Linked DNA regions of Mus musculus: region 2 is linked to region 1. Evidence: chromatin loops called from intact Hi-C (ENCODE). Cell type or tissue: gastrocnemius. All regions are shown on one strand.

Region 1 (2,500 bases):
GGACTCTCACTGAAAGTTCACTCACTAACTCTTCCCTTTTCTTTGTTGACCCTTGCTTGTTACATGTTACATATCCAAGAATGGGCATTCTGAGATGAAGTGTGGGTCACCACATGAAGGGAATTTACCATGTAGACCAAGGGTGCTGATGGAGACTGTTGAATCACATCCCTTATGAGACAGGGCTAAGGAAGCCAGTTTGCTGGTCATCTGACATGCTGCTTGAGAGAACAATTAGGAGAGGTGAAGTGTAATGACTAGTGTGTAATGGTGGAATGATGGATTTCAGAGTCTGAGGAGACATCAATAGCCAGCTGGAGAGATGCTGTGATATTGGCCCCTTTGAAGAGATTGTAAGATGCTCCTTGGAGGGCACATATACCCCATGCCCAGGGACCTGCTCAGTAGATTCACAATAGTTTCAAAGGGGAGATTTTCTGCTCTCCCCCTAGTCTATCGAACACTGGGTTACCTGGAGCCAGGCTTAGCATTCGGTGAGGAGGTAGAAAAGCCCAGAATGGATTTATTATACAGGAAACACACAAACAAGCAAACAAACACCATGGGTCACCTTGCTTTTCTGTTTTAGTAGTTTTTCGTGTGTGTGTGTGTGTGTGTGTGTGTGTGTGTGTGTGTGTGTTGGATTTGAGATAACTTCTTGCTATGTAGCCCAAGCTGCCCTCTAATATTCTTCAGCCTCCAGAGTGCTGGAATTGTGGGTACATGCTTTTTGAGAGGCCAAGGTAGCTTCTGCAGAGGGAGTATGATTCCACTGTGAAATGAAAAGATTTGACTACGATACAGAATCAAACATTTTGATAAGTTATGCAGAAACATCTAGGACTAACAATAACTGATAAACTTTAAACCTCCTCCCAGTGCAACCCCAGTGTAGAAAGAAGAGACCTAGATCCCACCTGGAGTTGTAGCCAAGGGGGTTGAAGATGGTAATAAGGCCTCAGCATAGGTTTGAATGGCAGTGGAAGTAATGATATACTAACTGTTCTCTGATTACATCGAAGGAGCCTCGTCTGATGTACTGATTTTATTTTCACAACATAAATAATTTCTTATGCTTGTCCCCAAGTCTACAGTAATGGCTTTTCCTTGGCATGACCGGTTTCAGTAGACGGTTCTTTGAGAAACTCAGTAAGGTGTGGACAGGAGGCGAGAAAGACAAACACATCACCAACTCTTCCAGAAGGTCCTTCCATCCATGCTGACTCCTTTAACCACAAGGGGGAGCCCTCAGGGCGAGTGCTGTTGTCTGACTCTTGGATGTGGACTCCTCAATACTGAAGATGAGACCGGTTCCAGTCTGCACCACAGTAATTGAGGGGCAGAGCCACGTTTCTGACTTATCCTTTGCTGACCACACGGCTTAGCTCCTGTTAGTCCCCATTGTGATGGAAGGAGGGGAATAATGAACTGAATCTTTCCTTATAAGGAACATTCTTTTCAGGTAAGAGAGGAATCAGCTGGATTTATGAGCCCACACAACCTTCTGCTTCCTAGGTGCCCCCTAAAGTTGCCTTTAAAACGTCTGGAAGAGGCTTCTGCCAAATGTTTATCTATGAGTTTTTAATTTAATATTTTATGTTGTCAAAAATAGGACTTTAAGAGCTCCCACATGCTAAACTAGTGCTCTATCAGCAAGCCACACCTCAGCTCAGGGCTTTCCTTTGTAAAGGCTTACTTAGGTCAATTAATCTTTTGAATATGCGTAAAGTACAAGATAGCTATAAAAAGCAGTTCTGAGCCGGGCGTGGTGGCGCGCACCTTTAATCCCAGCGCTCGGGAGGCAGAGGCAGGTGGATTTCTGAGTTTGAGGCCAGTCTGGTCTACAAAGAGTTCCAGGACAGCCAGAGCTACACAGAGAAATCCTGTCTCGAAAAAACCAAGCCAAACCAACCAACCAAACAAACAAAAAAGCAGTTCTGCCATTGTCCCATCTCAGAAACTTCTGAGATACTTTCTAGAAAACAAATTCATGTTCATAGAGTTTGCTTTAAGAGTTTTGGAGCATAAAGAAAATGACTTCAGTGCCCGAATTCTCATTAAGTTTAGTCAAAGCCAGTCAGAACTTTAAGGTTCCTGTCCATCTCTGATTTGTCTCTTTTCATGATGTATCATAACTTTTAAAGAGGAAGAATAGTTTGAGAATGGGAAAATCTTTGCTTTTTTTTTTGGCATTGTAACACGATATTTTAAGGATTATACAGCATCATATTCTATTATTTTCATTTCCCACCACATCACAGCCTTTTCTCTAAAAAGGGGGTAATCGTCCCTATCCCATTGGTGGCTTCTTGTTTGATTCTGTTTGCTGTGGAAGCAGAGACAAGTAAGCCCAGTGAGACCCCAAGGTCATCTGATCCTGCCTTTGTGCCAGGACATGCAAATGACCCAGGCCAATCACTAACCTGTTTTCAGAAGACCTCCAATCAGAAGGGGTCCAGGCTGCCTTCTGAGGGCTGTTGCTGTGTTCATTTGCATGCTG
Region 2 (2,500 bases), 180 kb after region 1:
TCTCCCTTTTTTTTACAATCCAAGAAAATGAACTTTGCCAAGATACTTAGTCGGCAATAAGCAAAGTCAAAGTCACACAACCAAGGTCAGGATTAGAAAGAAGTCGTTGAAAAGCACTCTACTTCATTTGACTGAAGATGGTAACGCTGTTTCTTTGTAGATTTTATTTTCACATTAACTCATAAAAATTCATGTTTTCGTGGGTCTTGAAACACCCTAGTACAAATATTGATAAAATGCTAATTAAATTGCCAACACATTTTTACAAGGATTTCTAAATTGCAAAGGAAAGGAAGGGGTATTTTTTTTTATAAATAAAGTCTATACAACTTCTTCACCTTACTCTAACGATATGAAAAGGATGGGCACTCTAACTAATCAATGTTATGATGATTATAGCGTTACGTGAGCAGAAACAGTTTGAAAGGGAAAGGGGATCTATGTTTAAATTCTCTTATTAGTTTATCTTAGAAACAATAAATAAATTTGAAAATAATTTCTATTAGTAGTGACAGTCACTGAAATTATACACTACAGACAATTTTTTCTTTACGAATATTTGCATGTTTTTTAGACTCAAAAATTAACTTCAAATTTTTAGAGATTAAAAAGTAGTTCCTTCCTTCCTTCCTTCCTTCCTTCCTTCCTTCCTTCCTTCCTTCCTTCCTTCCTTTTCTCCCTTCCTTCCTGTCTTTCCCACTCTCAGGATGATATAAGGAACATCTGCTCCCTCCAAAGAGGCAGAAATCCCACAGAATCTCAGTGACCTACTTCACAATGCTCTCTTAAACATGCTGAGCTAGCATAAGTGTTGTTATATAGATGTTCTATTTAAAGAATAACTTAAGATGCTCACTGTTCATTGATAATTAAATTGTACTAACAGTTTTTTCAAAGAAGATAAAAGTTTCTCCTTCAGGTTTTTGCAAGAGCCGAGACTTTATGACATACAGAGACACTTGGGAAAGCATAGGTGCTTTGCCCTCTCTAGGTCATGCGATGTATTTTTTATTACCTTGAATTAAGAATCAGCATTTGAATTCATGTCTTTTCTCTGAGGTTTGCTGCCCTCTAGTGACTGGCTTCCCCAGTTCAAGCCTATGTAATATGTAATTAATTAAATCATTATCCAAATTAAATAATTACAAAAAAATCAATATTTGCAGACTTGAAGCAGAGATATAAAACATTAGCTTTACTTAATCCCACTGTCTCCAGGTGTGAAATTTAGAATCATTCAACAGAACCAATGAAATTGTCAAAAAGAGAAACATGATTTCAAGTTATTGAAAGAGTCATGGGGGTATAATCTGGAATAGTATTTCAGGGATAGAATAAATAAGACACTTAATGTAGTCACAGTTTTCCCATATCTTTAAGCTCAGTTATACCATATTGAGTCTAACTATTACTAAAGAAAATAATTAAAAACAAGCTAAACTGTGATTATTCTTACATAGTTGTTAAAAATTTCAAAATAAATGGCATCAGAAATTAGGAATTCATCACACAAAGTCAAGTTGAGAAATTCTTATAAAATATGCCTATATGTCTGTGGATATACCTCCATGCCCATCGCTGTGTGTTTGTGTGTGTTCATAGGACAATGTGCTTCAGTGTTTCTATAACAAATAGAAAAATGCTGATATTGCTACTTCTGGTTCTATAAATCTTTTCCCTTATCCCATGGTTCATTTATTTTTATTAATAGTGCCTTTAAAACAGTATCATATTTTGATGGTAAAAATAGAAAAAAAAAACCCTTACAGATTATACAGTAGCACAGCACTCTCAGATGCATGGTAGATAGGCCTTCCAAGTATAAGCTATAAGTATAGTCCATATGAACCACAGTGGGGAGCATAAAGAAGGGAAGAAGAGTACAATTTAGGAAAGGGTTTCTTACCTCTGGTAAATGAGTGTCCATGACTGATGAATCAGTACACGAGAAATCAATGGAACAGAACAGTGTGTGCTTTTGTGACAGAGAGTGCGTTTGGACAGACTCAGGAGTGTGATTTTCACTTAGCTTTGCTTGGGATTGCAGCTTGGGCTTATAGACATGGAGTGCTCGGCTGGACAGCCACCACCCTATCATGAAAATTCATGGTCCAAGGTAAGATTTCAATCCCTGGAACTTTCCTAAAGGTGAGAAATAAAATTCCTCCTTGATTGTTCTGAATGGGAAGGTCTAGGACACAGCACTTATGGTACATTAGTGAATGCGGAGGCATGCATACATGGAATTCTTCAGAGTTTCATGTTGTTTTATTGTGCCTGCTATCACATTTTTCTGGTGATTTATGTGCATGGGCCTGACAGTTTAGGGACATGGGCTATCCCTGAATTCATGTATACAAAGATAATGCATGAAAAATTGGCAGTCATCACACATTCCTTTTTGAAACACATGCAACCAGCATTAGACTTTCCTCCCAAAATGGGCATTTCCTAGAGTTTTGGCCCATCTCTCCAACCATCTGTCTTTGCTTCAGAGGCG

What was found. A loop is a pair of places that touch in the nucleus more often than their neighbours do. Peaks named below come from ENCODE experiments on the same cell type or tissue, not always from the same donor. Only the 100,000 strongest peaks of a DNase experiment are listed, where the experiment ranks them.
Region 2: a loop joins it to region 1, with 10 times the contacts of the local background. A loop is called at or near these places in 36 of 42 quality-filtered maps.

Annotation. Positions count from the first base shown.
Region 1 is chr3:79,882,025-79,884,524 of GRCm38, forward strand. The region is part of intron 1 of Gm36569 (a long non-coding RNA gene); the gene reads right to left. It also overlaps a transcript of Gask1b not described here. Among named protein-coding and RNA genes, the nearest start is that of Gask1b, 2.7 kb to the right of the region's middle. In gastrocnemius, a CTCF peak has its summit at 1,239 (motif pointing right); a DNase peak (open chromatin) is centred at 1,249; H3K4me3 peaks cover 52 bases; H3K27ac peaks cover 707 bases.
Region 2 is chr3:80,057,892-80,060,391 of GRCm38, forward strand. No RefSeq gene overlaps it. Among named protein-coding and RNA genes, the nearest start is that of Gm36569, 170 kb to the left of the region's middle. In gastrocnemius, a CTCF peak has its summit at 1,073 (motif pointing left); a DNase peak (open chromatin) is centred at 1,065.